Regions from separate parts of the Mus musculus genome. Here region 2 is linked to region 1. The links are chromatin loops, found by intact Hi-C in ENCODE. Cell type or tissue: heart. All regions are shown on one strand.

What was found. Hi-C counts contacts between places; a loop is a spot of excess contacts. Peaks named below come from ENCODE experiments on the same cell type or tissue, not always from the same donor. Only the 100,000 strongest peaks of a DNase experiment are listed, where the experiment ranks them.
Region 2: it touches region 1 in a loop (2.7-fold over the local background); 14 of 42 quality-filtered maps call a loop at or near these places.

Annotation. Positions count from the first base shown.
Region 1 is chr16:17,288,289-17,296,288 of GRCm38, reverse strand. Pi4ka (phosphatidylinositol 4-kinase alpha) reads left to right here. Exons shown (of 55, transcript NM_001373955.1): 40 at 827-917; 41 at 2,279-2,446; 42 at 3,356-3,409; 43 at 5,054-5,174. Among named protein-coding and RNA genes, the nearest start is that of Tmem191c, 16 kb to the right of the region's middle. In heart, a CTCF peak has its summit at 3,263 (motif pointing right); no DNase peak of the experiment used is centred here.
Region 2 is chr16:17,123,312-17,131,311 of GRCm38, reverse strand. 2610318N02Rik (RIKEN cDNA 2610318N02 gene) reads left to right here and starts at 6,110. Exons shown (of 7, transcript NM_001358255.1): 1 at 6,110-6,322. It overlaps Sdf2l1 (stromal cell-derived factor 2-like 1), which reads left to right. Exons shown (of 3, transcript NM_022324.3): 3 at 524-1,174. The coding sequence ends at 805. Mir130b (microRNA 130b) reads left to right here and starts at 7,170; the gene lies at 7,170-7,251. Mir301b (microRNA 301b) reads left to right here and starts at 6,816; the gene lies at 6,816-6,912. In heart, a CTCF peak has its summit at 3,845; a DNase peak (open chromatin) is centred at 6,101; H3K4me3 peaks cover 2,822 bases; H3K27ac peaks cover 2,161 bases.

The DNA of each region.
Region 1 (8,000 bases):
AGGCATCTTTTCATTCCTCTGAAAACAAAGCTGGTGACAAGCTATAAGGGGATTCTCTCAGACAGAAATAAACCTTTAGCCTGACAGTAGGTGAGATGGGTTGCAGAGGCCCCCATGACATAATCCCACATGGCCCTTAGCCTTCTTCCCTACCTCCAGAGATAGATACCCCATGTCTGCCTCTATCTCTGCAAGCCAAGGTTTACCATTTTCCTATTGTTTCTACCTGGTCTTCAGGCCCAGAACAGCACACTGGTTCTTTTAAGTCCTTTCAAAGCCAAATGTTTATGGAGACTTTCCTTGCATTAGCCTGGGTCAGTAACACATGCAGGCTTACATCTGCCCCCTCACCACTAAGTAAGGAGCCTTGTGGATTTAGACTAAAGTAAGACGTTGAACCAGAGATAGGCTGCTACAGAGGACCAGGGGAAAGAGCTGTGGTGGTTTTTGAAGAATGGTTTACCCTTTCCTTTTATTTGTTGGTTTGGTTTTTTTTTTTTTTTTGCTTTGAAGAAGTGTGGATGGGGGGGGGGGGGGGTTGGGGAAGGTGAAGGTTGGCAGCAAGGACATTTGTTCACTAAACCATCTTGAGATGAGGCTTCTATGTCCCTCAGAGTGGCTTCCAATTGTGGCGTTCTCCTATCTCCTTGTAAATGTTGTAATAACTTTTCAGATGTTGTAATGTATTACTTGCCTACATCTAGATGTCTGTCTATAGTGTTAATCTAAATCCTCCCCCTGAGTCTTTCCCTCTGGCTCATCTGTGGCAGTGAAGGAACGTACCTGCTCGTATGGCTACCCAACACAAACCCTCTGTGCACTGTAGGTTCAAGAATACAGAAGCCATTGGAAATGAAGTGACCCGTCTCGTTCGCTTGGATCCTGGAGCTGTTAGTGATGTCCCTGAAGCCATCAAGGTAGCACAGCCCACATACACCAGCTCAAGTTCAAACTAGATCTAGAATGTTTTCTAGAGAGGCCTGGCTCCTTCTTATGACTATGACCACATATCTGACACAAACAACTTGGGAGAGGAAAGCTTTATTTGACTCCATTTCAGAGGGCTCAGCCTCATATGGCTGAGCAGAACATCATGGCCACAGGACCATGTGCAGGAAGAACCTGTTCACATCCTGCCAGATGAACAGACGAGCAAGAGGGGGCATCCAGACAAAGTATAGCCTCCAAATACATACCTGTAGTGACCCACTTCCTCCACCAAGGCCCCAGATACTTTGCACCAGCTTAAAATAGTACCACCATATTATGGCTCCTCAAAAGGTTAACCCGTCCATCAGGCCAGAGCCTCAGGACCCAGTCCTCTTTGGGCCCCATGGATGTACTCAAAGGTGTGCTTTATTAATCTATACATTTCTCAATTAAGTTGGTATTAACCGTCATTGCTGAGCCTAGTCACCAGTATAGGTCTACAATCGCAGCCATTAGGAGACTGATACAGGAGGATCACAAGTTAAAGGCCTGTCGAAGTTACAAAGTGAAGTTTGGACCAGTCTGGACAGCCTAGTGAGACCTTGTCTCAGTAAAGAGAACAGGGCACAGTGGTGCATGCCTTTAATCTCAGCAGTCATGAGGCAGAGGCACAAAGACCTCTTGAGTTCAAGGACAGCTAGGACTACAGAGTAAGACCCCGTCTCTAAAACAAAATTATTTTATCTATCACATTAGAAAGACTGGGTAATCTCAGTGGTAGGATTTTTTTTAACTCCCTGCATTTTCTATTTCTAGTATGTAGTAATTATTATGTTTATGATAGGAAATATTTAGTCTGCTTTAACTGTGTTTATAGATGGGGTTTCATATATCTCAGGCTAACCTCAAATTCAGATTTGCTAAAGATGTCCTTGAATTTCTGATTCTCCATTCTCCATCTGCCATGTGGTAATATGTATACAACCACAACTGGTTTTATGCAGTACTGGGGATCAGTGCTACTAGCCTGGAACACACTACCTCCTGAGCTTCACTCCTAGCCCCTCTACTTGAATTTATTGCAATTATGCTACTTTGTGTAACATGTCAGAAGCACTTTCCATTTTTATCATAAATGGCTTTTATTATCACATTTTATTTTATTTTCTTGGCCTAGAGTTCACCTTGTAGACTCAGGTTCACAGAGATCTGCCTGACTGTGCCCACTGTGTGCTGTAATTAAAGGCATGCAGAGCATGCCCACCCTATGACCCTTTGCTGCGGCCATTCTGGAGCAGGCCATAACTGAAAGGACTCCTGCAACCCTATCTCCCAACTTTCTCCCCAGTTCCTTGTCACCTGGCACACCATCGATGCTGATGCTCCAGAGCTCAGCCATGTTTTATGCTGGGCACCCACGGACCCACCTACAGGCCTCTCCTACTTCTCCAGCATGTACCCACCACACCCTCTCACTGCACAGTATGGGGTAAAAGTCCTGCGATCCTTCCCTCCGGTGAGTCTAAAGCCCTGTGAGCTAGCCTAGGGTATAGCTATCCCAGTGTGGTTAAGTGGATAGATTAAGTGGGCAGCCCAGGGCTGGAGTGAGAACTCAGGAGCACTGACTGCTCTTCCAGAGGTCCTGAGTTCAATTCCCAGCAACCACATGGTGGCTCACAAACACCTGTAGTGAGATCTGATCTGATGTCCTCTTCTGGTGTGTCTGAAGACAGCAATAGGGTACTCACATACAATAAATAAATAAATAAATAAATAAATAAATAAATAAATAAATCTATTAAAAAAAAAGTCAGCTCAACAGGCATGCATCCAACTATATAGGTCCATCTAGAGTATGCCTTTATTCTTGACTTCAGTAGTGGAAGGGGATGAATTTGGGCTATGGTGGCACACACTTTTAGTACCAACACTAGGGAGGTGATGAATTTAGTTGTAATTCATATGTTTTCTAGTTGTATGTGTTTGTTTGTTTGTTTTGGGTTTTTTTTTAACTTTAATTGGATCTTTTGGTTTTAAAAACAGTTTGAGTTTAGCCCCTGCTCTGAGAGGTAAGCAGTGTGCCCATGCCTCTTACTCCAACAACAAACTTTCAGGGATCCTGAAGATTTTATGTAGTAGCCATGGTGGAAAGTCTGTAGCAGGGAGTTTCTGTAGAATGTTCTAGATCCCTGATTGCTACAGTTTCAGCACCAGCAAGTTTGTAGTAACTTTCAGCCCCTTTACCTGGGGTAAGCTGCACTCTTCTGCATTTTTGATTTCACTGTGTGTTTCAAGCCTTAGATACTTTGTTAGCCTCTGCACTTCCCCAGTTCTCCAGCAGGGGGCAGCGTCCAGTGGGCAGGTCCAGGGTTCATGGCTGTTTTAAGTGTTGTAACCTCTGAAATCAGTCTTTCCTCCTCGACAGGATGCCATTCTGTTCTACATCCCCCAGATTGTGCAGGCCCTCAGATATGACAAGGTAAGTGTCCTCCAAGAGCTGTACACATTGCTATGGACCCTAAATTCTACCTCAGACCAGCTCTGCATTCCCTCAGGAACAGGACTGTCCAGCCAGAACTGAGCCCTTTGTTCTCCCTGCCCCATCCTGAGGCCCAGATCTGCAGAGTGGGTGGGCTCTGGTACATTTTCTAGCTGTTTCCTTCAGGTGGGCAGCTTGTTCTTCTAGAATCCCCTTTGTTGGGTCAGGTATCAACAAATGACATGACCTCCCTCAGACTGGCTGTTCTCATGAGGTTTAGGTAAGCTGATAAAGAATGTGTTCCACTCAGACTGCCTCAGGTGTACATCCTGCTGAGGTTACAGAGACGAGCTGCTCCTGTGTCTCAGCTCACTGTCTTCAGGCCCCTCTGGAGTTCAGAGACCTTGGATTCTGTGGCCCTGGAGTTCTGAGCATTCTGCTGTGGTGCTAGGAACTGAACTCCAGTCTTCTCCCAGAATGTACATGTTCTTATCTGGTGAGCCATCTCACCAAACCTAAGACATGGCCATTAAAACTAGGAGTTACTGGGAATGTGAAGTGGCTTAGTAAAATAGCAGCCTTGTGTGTGTAAGGAACATGTGTGTGTAAGGACCTGAAGTCAGTCCTTGGCATCCTCGTAGATCACCTGTAAACCTAGATCTGGGGAGCCAAAAGTAAGGTAATGTACCCACCACACCCTCTCACTCCAAGAGCTGTCCACATTGTGTACCTTGTGCCTTGAGGCTATCCAGCCAGCCAGTTTAACCAAATCAGCAAGCTCCAGGTTTGGTGAGAGACCATATCTTTTTTTCTTTTTTTTTTTTAATAGGTATTTTCTTCATTTACATTTCCAATGCTATCCCAAAAGTCCCCCATACCCTCCCCCCACTTTTTTTTTAAAGATCGATTTATTTATTTATTTATTTATTTATTTATTTATTTATTTATTATATGTGTGTACACTGTCTGTCTTCAGACACTCCAGAAGAGGGCATCAGATTTTTGTTACGGATGGTTGTGAGCCACCATGTGGTTGCTGGGATTTGAACTCAGGAAGAGCAGTCGGCGCTTTTAACCGCTGAGCCATCTCACCAACCTGACAGACCATATCTTAAACACTAAGGTGGAGAGTGACTGGGGGAGACACCAGTGTCAACCTTTCACATCCTCACACAGCCATGCACATAACAGAGAGAGAGAGAACGAGAGAGAAAAAACTGGAGCTACCAGATAATGGCAGGAGACAAATGAGATGGATAGATGTCTTTAAGATGGCAACTATCAGTGTGTGAGCTACATCCAACTCTGTAGAACTTTCTGGACCCTGTCCCTCTGGATGGTACCTTGTACAGCCTTATAAGTGAGTTTTGGGCACCTAGCCTACTTGCGTCTTGTATTTGACAGCAGTAGAAATTGAGAGCCATGGTTCTTAAATACCAAGGGAACTAACACAGGAAGCCCACGCCTATAGTGTAGACCCATGGTACCCAGCCCCTGGCTACTGGCTAGACTGAGCACTGACTCTATAGGGTACATCCACATAGTGGGAACCATACAGTCAGGCAGTGGGAGTTGCTTCTTACACTAGGTTAGGAAGAGTTTCTTCCAGGAGTGAAGATTGACTGTGGCCTTGACCTCCTACAGATGGGCTATGTGCGTGAGTACATTCTCTGGGCTGCAGCCAAATCCCAGCTTCTGGCACACCAGTTTATTTGGAACATGAAAACTAACATCTACCTTGATGAAGAAGGGCACCAGAAAGACCGTGAGTATTTTGGCCTGTCAGGCCTCTCCCCATCACCATCACCCTTAGAGGCCACACAGGGCTTCTGCTTTCCCAGAGGCCTCTGTGGTCTGTGCTACCCCAACCTGGAACACACACGGTGGAAGGAGAAAACAGACTCCTGCAAGTTGTCCTCTGGCCTTAACATGTGTGCCATTGTGTGTGTATGTACACACACACACAAATAACTAATAAAAAGTAAATTAAAGAGCCGAGCATGGTGGCACATGGGAGGCAGGGGCAGGTGAATCTTAGTGAGTTTGAGGCCAGCCTCATCTAAAAAGCAAATTCAGTCCAGCTAAAGCTACACATTGAGACCTGGTCTCAACCAACCAAACCAAACTAAAACCTTCCATATCCACCACTTATACCACCAGATTCATAAGTACCACCTGACCATCACCAGCCAGAACTACCCCTTTCATGGGAACATAATTTTGTTGCTGTGGTCCACTGTAATCACCAAAATCATTATAGTTACTATCACCACCACAGATACCTCCACCTAATGTCCTGCAACTCCAGGTCCACAGAATCCAAGGTCTCTGAACTCCAGAGGGGCCTGAAGACAGTGAGCTGAGTCACGGGAATGGCTCGTCTCTGTAACCTCCGCAGGATGTACACCTGAGGCAGCCTGAGTGGAACACATCCTTTATTGATTAAACATCATAACCTCCTCATGTAACATTTGGTTTCTGTATTCTGGTCACTACCACCATAGCCTCCTCTGCTAATATAACCAGGACACCACCACTGCTTCCTCTTCCACCAAAGTTTCCACCACAACCACAGTTCACTCCATGGCACATGGCCTGATCTACTCAACAGCTCCTCTGTGGTCCAGCAGGTTGCATCTCTTGTTTAAAAGGGGCCTTTCCTTTGCCACTGCACAACTGTGGCCATTAATAGTATAGTACACTTATGTACTTCTATCAACTGCATTGTGATCATCAAAAGTTAGAAAAGCAAATCCTCTTTTCCACTCTGCCTGCCTGCATCCCCCCAACCCCTCTCTCTCTCTGGTCTTAGGTTTGTTGGTTGGTTTTGAGACAGAGTTTCTTAGTATATGTAGCCTTGGCTGTCCTGGAACTCACTCTATAGACCAAGCTAGCCTTGAACTTACAGTGATTCCTCTGCCTCTGCCTCTCTGCCCCTCTGCCTGCCTCTGCCTCTGCCTCTCTGCCTCTGCCTCTCTGCCTCTCTGCCTCTGCCTCTCTGCCTCTACCTCTGCCTCTTTGCCTCTGCCTCTCTGCCTCTGCCTCTCTGACTCTCTGTCTCTGCCTCTCTGCGCCTGCCTCTGCCTCTCTGCACCTGCCTCTCTGCCTCTCTGCCTCTCTGCCTCTCTGCCTCTGCCTCTGCCAAGTGCTGAGATCAAAGGTTTGCACTACAATGACAGCCTTCAAGACCCTGTCTCAAGAAAAGAAAAGGAAGTAAAGAAGGAAAGCAGACATCTAACTAGCTAGCTAGCTAGCTGGGTATAGTGGTATATGCCATTAATTCCAACATTCAGAAGTCAGAGGCAGACTGATCCCAGTGAGTTCCAGGCCAGCTAGGACTATATAGGAAGTCCCTGTCTCAGACTAACAACAACAGCAACAACAACAAAGCCAGGGTTTGGAAGGTGGAAGCAGGAAGATCAGTTCATGCCAGCCTCGACCACATAGAGCCCAATCTTTTAAAAGGGGGCTTGTGTAGCTGGGGCTATATCTCAGTTGGTAAGATGCTTGCCTAACATGCACACCACCTAAAACAGATGTGGTGGTGTACATCTGTAGCCCTGGCACTTAAGAAGTAGAGACTAGCCGGGCGGTGGTGGCGCATGCCTTTAATCCCAGCACTTGGGAGGCAGAGGCAGGCGGATTTCTGAGTTCGAGGCCAGCCTGGTCTACAGAGTGAGTTCCAGGACAACCAGGGCTACACAGAGAAACCCTGTCTCGAAAAACCAAAAAAAAAAAAAAAAAAAGAAGAAGAAGAAGAAAAAGAAGTAGAGACTAAAGGATCAGAGCTTCAAGATCAGTGTGGGACCTGAGACCCCTGTTTTCAAGAAGCCAGGTGTGATGCAGCATTGGGAATGGAAGAGCAGAAGTTCTGAGGCTGACTGAGGCTGTATAGCATGCTGGAGGCTACTCAGAGCTGGGGTTGTTTGTTTTTTCCCTAAAAGAAAAGGAAAGAAAAAAGTAAATTTGAAAAGTGATATAGGGGCTGGTGAGATGGCTCAGTGGGTAAGAGCACCCGACTGCTCTTCCCGAAGGTCCGAAGTTCAAATCCCAGCAACCACATGGTGGCTCACAACCATCTGTAATGAGATCTGACTCCCTCTTCTGGAGTGTCTGAAGACAGCTACAGTGTACTTACATGTAATAAATAAATAAATAAATCAAAAAAAAAAAGTGTTTAAAAAAAAAAAAAGAAAAGTGATATAAAAAGTCATGAAGCCAGACATGGTGGCACACACGTGTAATCCCAGCGCTCTCAGTTAGGAGACAGAAGCAGGAAGATCACGAACACCCTCAGTTTCAACCTGGGAGAAGGAGACCCTGCCTCACACAGGCACGCACATATATATATATATATACACACATACATACACACACATACACACACATACGTGTACACACACATACGTACATACATACATACACATACATATACACATTCATACATACACACATACATAACATACACACACATATATACACACACACACACATACATATTCATACACACACATACACACATACATACACATACATACATACATACATACACACACATACACACATTCATGCACACACACATACACACATT
Region 2 (8,000 bases), 160 kb after region 1:
AAGTGGGAGCTTCTTCCTACTCCTTCCCCTCTGCGAAAGAGTTCCTACTAAAGTACAGTGTTCATTGCAGCTGGTCTGGGAGGGACGCAGGGAGAATCTGACAGTGCTTTGGAGAGTTTCAGGGGGAAAATGTTGGAGGGGAATTTGGGGGTAAGGCCAGTTGGCACTACACAGTCTGATACAAGAGGCTCTATGCACCTGAAGAATGGGGTGAGAGTCTATTTTGAGACCAGATTTCTCTATGTAGCCCTGGCTGTCCTAGAACACACTATGTAGACCAGGCTGGCCTTAAACCCCCCAGAGATCTGCCTGCCTATACCTTCTGAGTGCTACGCTTAAAGGCGTGTGCCGCTGAGCCTAGCTAGGGCAGGACTCTTGGCTTCCATTTTCATAGCTGTGAATGCTGAAGGTCAGGAAAAGGAGCAGAGGCCCCAGGATACTAGGTGCAAATATGACGGCCAGACATGCAGCTCAGGGGAGCTTGTGCCCTCTGTGTGACTGTTCCTATACCTTATACTCTCAGGAGGTGAGTGCTTTTGGGGAAGACGGTGAGGGTGATGACCTGGACCTGTGGACAGTCCGATGTTCTGGGCAACACTGGGAGCGAGAGGCCAGTGTCCGCTTCCAGCACGTGGGCACCTCTGTGTTCCTGTCGGTCACTGGTGAACAGTATGGTAACCCCATCCGTGGGCAGCATGAGGTTCATGGCATGCCTAGTGCCAATGCTCACAACACGTGGAAGGCAATGGAAGGAATCTTCATCAAGCCTGGAGCAGATCTCTCCACGGGTCACGATGAACTCTGAGAACCAGATGAGTGATGGGAGGGTGGCTGAGTGGCAATCTCGGGGTCACTCTTGTGTAAGACTTTGTTTGTAGGGGCCCTCAAGTGCCTTTATGATTAAAGAATGTTGGTCTGGGATTATTTTTGCTGTAACCCTGGGGAAGATCTGAAGGTGCCAGCCATATCTGTCCAAGTTACCATCTCACCTGTCTCAAGCACCTGCTGAAATTTTTTTTTTTTTTTTTTTTTGAGACTGTCTCACTATGTATCCTTGGCAGGCCTGGAACTCACAGAGAGATCCACCTGCCTCTGTCTCCTGAGTGCTGGTATTAAAGGTGTACACCACCACAACTGGCCCCAACCTGTTCAATAAACTCATTTTTATTACTAAGTGTGAGTGCATGAGATGTGTTTGTTGCCACCTGTACCTCAGAGCAGCTCTCTCTAGTCGCTTCTCATCTTCCACCTTTATGTTGGTTCCAGAGATCACTCTCAGTTTGCCAGCTTCACACAGTACACATAGCCATCTCACTGTCCCAAACCTTTTCTGGATGCCTGTCTGTGCAGTTTAACTCTGCAGTCTACCATACAGTGTCGTCAGAGCCGCCGACCTCATTTCCCAGGACTTGACCTTAGGCAATTTCTCTATTGAAGGGCCTTGGCCGTAGGCAGGGCCCCTGCCAACTGGGATGGGCTCAAACTCTCCAGTCCTCTCATCTCTTACTCTCAGGAACCCATTCTTCTGGTGGTTGCAGCAGTTTTGAAACTTATCTTTGACTAAAGGTCTGTTGAGGATTCTGCCTATCTATTGGGAATTAACACCTCAGGCTCCCAGACTTTTGATGGCAATGGCACACTCCCCCTTACTCTGACCTGCCCATGGTGCAGGCCCCCACTAGGACATCCAAGGCCCTAAAGAAAGAAGAGAACTAGGGAAGATGACTTGCTAGTTGGGAGCACAGCCTGCACTTTCAGAGGACTAGTAACTATGTCATGTCAGGTGGTTCACAACTTGTAACTCCAGTTCTGGGAGGGATCTCTCAGACCTCTTATTCCTGCACACATGCGCACAAACCTACAGGGACACCTGTAATTTTTTTTTCCATTTTTTATTAGGTATTTAGCTCATTTACATTTCCAATGCTATACCAAAACTCCCCCATACCCACCCACCCCCACTCCCCTACCCACCCACTCCCCCTTTTTGGCCCTGGCATTCCCCTGTACTGGGCCATATAAAGTTTGTAAGTCCAATGGGCCTCTCTTTGTAGTGATGGCTGACTAGGCCATCTTTTGATACATATGCAGCTAGAGTCAAGAGCTCCGGGGTACTGCTTAGTTCATATTGTTGTTCCACCTATAGGGTTGCAGTTCCCTTTAGTTCCTTGGGTGCTTTCTCTAGTTCCTCCATTGGGGGCCGTGTGACCCATCCAATAGCTGACTGTGAGCATCCACTTCAGTGTTTGCTAGGCCCTGGCATAGTCTCACAAGAGACAGCTATATCTGGGTCCTTTCAGCAAAATCTTGCTAGTGTATGCAATGGTGTCAGCATTTGGAAGCTGATCATGGGATGGATCTCTGGATATGGCAATCACTAGATGGTCCATCCTTTCGTCACACTTCCAAATTTTGTCTCTGTAACTCCTTCCATGGGTGTTTTGTTTCCTATTCTAAGAAGGGGCAAAGTGTCCACACTTTAGTCTTCGTTCTCTTGAGTTTAATGTGTTTAGCAAATTGTATCTTATATCTTGGGTATCCTAAGTTTCTGGGCTAATATCCACTTATCAGTGAGTACATATTGTGAGAGTTCCTTTGTGATTGGGTTACCTCACTCAGGATGATGCCCTCCAGGTCCATCCATTTGCCTAGGAATTTCATAAATTCATTCTTTTTAATAGCTGAGTAGTATTCCATTGTGTAAATGTACCACATTTTCTGTATCCATTCCTCTGTTGAGGGGCATCTGGGTTCTTTCCAGCTTCTGGCTATTATAAATAAGGCTGCTATGAATATAGTGGAGCATGTGTCCTTCTTACCTGTTGGGACATCTTCTGGATATATACCCAGGAGAGGTATTGCTGGATCCTCCGGTAGTACTATGTCCAATTTTCTGAGGAACCGCCAGACTGATTTCCAGAGTGGTTGTAGAAGCTTGCAATCCCACCAACAATGGAGGAACATTCCTCTTTCTCCACATCCTCGCCAGCATCTGCTGTCACCTGAATTTTTCATCTTAGCCATTCTGACTGGTGTGAGGTGGAATCTCAGGGTTGTTTTGATTTGCATTTCCCTGATGATTAAGGATGTTGAACATTTTTTCAGACACCTGTAATTTTAAAAGAGAAGGGCCTGGCGTTGTGGCGCACGCCTTTAAGCCCAGCACTGGGGAGGCAGAGGCAGGTAGATTTCTGAGTTCGAGGCCAGCCTGGTCTACAAAGTGAGTTCCAGGACAGCCAGGGCTACACAGAGAAACCCTGTCTCGAAAAAACAAAACAAAACAACAACAACAACAACAACAACAAAAAGAGTGAGAAGGGACATCGCAAGGGAAGACAATTTCCCCACTCCAAACAAACAACAACAAAACCCATCCAATCTGGGTGGTTAAGGTTGTATAATTTAAAAGCAAGAGCTGGGGGACTAATTGAGTTGTGGAACAGTTGGTACTTGGTATGTTTTTTTTTTTTGTTGTTGTTGTTTTTTGTTTTTTCGAGACAGGGTTTCTCTGTGTAGCCCTGGCTGTCCTACTCACTTTGTAGACCAGGCTGGCCTCGAACTCAGAAATCTGCCTGCCTCTGCCTCCCAAGTGCTGGGCTTAAAGGCGTGTGCCACCATGCCCGGCTGGTACTTGGTATGTTTGAGGCTATAGGTAGAACATTTTCTAGCATGTACAAGGCATAGGGCCCATTTACAACACTAACATTAGATAAAATAATGCACATAAGAAAACACACACACACACACACACACACACACACACACACACTAGCAAAAGGTCCCTCACCAGCAAGCTGGCAGCTCACTAGTGGTGTGTGCATGGCCTCTAGAGGTGGGGGAAGGAATGACAGATTTCCTGGGCTTGACTGAGTAGGTCATAAGGACTTCAGGGGAACTAGTAGGATGATTTCCTGAGGGCCAGGAAAAATCCTAAGAGGCTGAGATGACAGTTGGCTGGGAGGGACTTGGGATAGTGTGGGAAGAACTGATAACATGGATTTGAGAAATCAGTTGACTTTACTAATGTGTGGATGAGAGAAAAGCTGTAGTCAATTTGAATCCTGAGGGGAGGGAGTTATGTCTTGGACCATTACTCCCCTGTCTGTAAGAGACTTGGTCTTTCCACTGACAAACTTTTATTTTGAGACAGGTTTTACCATGCGACCCTGGCTAATCTGAAACTCGCTATGTAGCCTGGTCTCCTTGAATTCATAGAGATCCACCTGCCTTTGTCTCCCAGGTACTAGGATTAAAGATGTGTACTAATGTGCCTTGATCTATTGCCAAACTTTTAAATGCCATTTTAAAGTGTGTGTGTGTGTGTGTGTGTGTGTGTGTGTGTGTGTGTGTGTGAATATGAACATGAGTTAGGTGTCCTCAGAGGTCAGAAGAGGGTGTTGGATTTCCTGGAGCTGGGACTGCAGGTGGCTGTAAGCCATCTAGTATGGCTGGGGAACTCATTTAAGTCCAATTTTAACAGTTCTGCAAGAGTAGTACTCGATTTTGACAGCCATGCCATCAATCTCTCCAGCCCCCAAACTCATGGAGCAGAAAAGTTGCTTCCATGCAGAATGCAAAACATTACAAATGAAAAGCACAGGAGCAGCAGCAAAACACTTTAATTTTACATTTGATTTTTATTTTTATGTGTATGGGTGTTTTGACTGCCCATATGTCTATGCATGCAATGGCTTTAGAGACCAGAAGACGATACTGGACTGGAGTTACAGATGCCTTTGAGACAACTTGTGGATCCTGGGCATGGAACCTGAGTCCTCTGGAAGAGCAGCCAACCCTCTTAACCACTGAGCCTTCTTTCTGGTGAGCCCCCTCTCTTTAAAGACAGTATTTCATGTAGTTCAGGCTGGTCTTGAACTTCTGGCTCTTTTCTCCACTTCCCAAATGTTGGAATTTCTGGATGTTTTATTTTGTATCTGTGTGGAGCGATGCAGTGTGGTGGCTGTATCCCCAGTACTGCAAAAACCTAGGAGGATTACCATAAGCACAAGGCTAGCCTGGTCTACTCTGTGAGTTCTCAACTAGCCAGCCGTGATATACGATGTCTCAAAAAACCAGCATTCTTTTTTTTCCCAAAGAAGACAAAACAATGTAGGGACTGAGATATTATGGGTCAGTGTTAATAGCATTGGTTGCTCTACCAGAGCATATGGGTTTCATTTCCAGCATGCATGTGTTTGCTTACAATCCTCTATAGTTTCAGTTGCAGAGGATAGAAAGCCTTTTGACCTCCCTGAACACTAGGCATGTACATGGTGGTACAGACAGGCAAACAAAGCACCCATACACAAAAAATTACATTTAAAATTAAGTGGACAAAATGAGTTCTTGAAGATCGAAAACCAGCTCTGTCTGCTTTAAAAATATTTTCTTTCAGCCTTTGAGCTGGGGGGTAAAGATTCCCTGTCTCATATGGATATAACTAGGGGTAAAGCTCAGACGCCAGCTGCAAAACTCTGTTTTTCCCTTCGCTGACAGAACTGAGTAGAACACCTCAGGTTCTGGGTGCTAGGTGCTGTGTATCTTTGGACATATTAGCTCAGAAAGGTCACTTAATGAACTCTTACCCATAAAGTGGTTCACATTCTCAATGACATCAATGACATCAGAGCATTTCTTCACTTACAAAAAGTGCCAGGGCCTCCTCAGCCCAGCCAGAGGTTTCCTGATGACGATGCTCTGAAGTTGGACAGAAAGAGGGAAGGCCACGGTTTTTAAGTAAATGTCCCATCCTGGAGGAGCAATGAACAAATTTCTCGCGAAATACGAAGCATCCCCTAGGGGTTCATTCAACCGCTGGCTTGGCCAAAGGACACTTTGCCGGGATCTCAGAGCCCTCGCTAATTTGGTGAGCTGTGTAGTAAGCATGGACGCGCCCTCATGAGTATCACTATAATAACTACAGAGAAATGAGCTGGGAAAAGGCGGACAGAGCTCCTTTTCAAGAGTTATGAATGAGGAGAAAGTGTTTGTAGAACTCATTGTTAAAACGGTGGAGCCAAAACTCGGGCGCCTGGCCAATCGGAGCCTGGAGGCTATTTTGAAATCTTTCCAGCAGCAGCCAATAGGTGCGCAGGAGGCAAAGCTTGGTGTAGGCGCAAGCCAATGAGGCTGGCGCTGTGCCTTGAGGCCCGGGGCTCGGCCCTCGGGACTGTCAGATGGTTAAAGATGGAGCCGAGGGAGAGAGGGCGCCACGAGGTGCTGAGGTGCGGGGTTGTCCAGATATGACGGGGCCGCCGCCTACCTGGATCTTCCACTAAGCTTCACCTTGTCCCCCTGGTGAGAACAAGAGGTGTCTGTCCACGTGAGTAACTGGTCTGGGATAGGGTGTGCGGTGAGGCCAGGGAAACTCCAGATGCCAGGAAGCCCTAGTTCTGCTCTTCTAGGCAGGAGAATCTGTTAGGATAGAGTGCAGAACTCATACTGGGGGAATGGACCAAGGACCGGATCTCGGACTCCAAGGGCCTCACGTGCAAGGAGTGAAGTATCCCTCTTATTCTAGTTCTGGTCTGAAACAGGGTACAAGTAGTCCCACTGTGCTCCCCTCTGCAACTGAGCGCAGGCCTCTCTCCTTTGTGTTTGAGCCCCCTCGGGTGCTCGCCCTTCAGCTCCCTCCTTGGAGTACCTCACCAGAATCAGAAGCCTGTTAGAGAAAGTTTGAGTTCCCTGAAGTTAATAAGTCCAGAGGACTGCATCCGGGCTGGAATCCCGTCTGTTCTCCGAGCTTGGATAGATGTCCCACCCACCCATGGTGGTTGAATTTCCAGCGCAGCCCTGCGTGCAGCGAGGGCGATGGATTTCCTGCTGGCTGCGGGTGCTCTGACTAGGTTGCACTACTGTGCTGTGAGAAGCAGTGCAATGGTATTGTCAAAGCATCTGGGACCAGCCTCGAAGACCACCTCACCTACTGTTCCTTCTTTCTTCCCTTTCCAGGCCTGGCCCCTCAGGCCTGCAGGCCGTACCCTCCCCCTGCTCATTTTACTCTCTTCTCCATGGAAACTTGAGATTGTAGCCAGGCCCGTGTCTCTGGGGTCAGAGGGCATCCTTTGCTCAGGCCGAGGCTCCGCCCAGGTGGGCATGCGTTCTAGGTCTAAGATCCCACTCCAGCCACCCCAACTCCCCATGCCCCGCCCCACCCCGTGAGACTGACAGGCTTGTTGGACACTCTTTCCCTGTTGCACTACTGTGGGCCTCTGGGAAGCAGTGCAATGATGAAAGGGCATCTGTCGGGCCAGCTAAGGAGCCTGAGGAACAAAAGGGTCAGTGCTTGGATCATAGTCTTAGATAGAGATAGCTATCTCTAGCTAAAAGGATAAGGTGGATGCTGAGAACCATATTCCAAGGCTGGAACCAGTACAAAGGGGAGACCCCAGATTTGGAAAGGCTCCAGTCTCAAGCTCTTAGCCCCCTCCCCCCAGGTTAAGATAGGGGAGTCTGCTGCAGGGGGCGCGGCGGTGAGTGAATGGTAGGTAGCTCATGCCTTAAATCTCAGCACTTGGAAGGCAAAGGCAGGTGGATCACCCAGATCTAGGGCATCCTGGTCTACATAGTGAGTTTTAGGACAGCCAGGGATACACAGAGAAACCGTGTTTTGAGAAAAACCAAATTAACTAATTAATTAATTAATCAATTAAAAAAGAAAGAAAGATTGGTGAGCCCATGTCTGGAGGCTGATGCAGGAAGATTGTCTCAGTTTTGAAGCTGTCTGAAGAATCAAAACAAAACTAGGAACTCCAGGACCTTGTGGAGAGAAACAGATGTTCACCTCTTTGTATGGAAAAGGTTTGTATACCTTGCTTAGCCTTGACTGCCTCGGGAAGAACTGGACTCAGCCTTTCCTGAGATAACCACACCTTGGGTTCACACCTTGAGGCTCAGAAGAAGTGTCCTGCCTGGGCCAGATGGATGGACTTGGAACAAGAAGCCTGCAGAGTAGGCCTGCCAGCCATGTCTGCTTGCTCCTTTACAAAGAGGGTATGTGC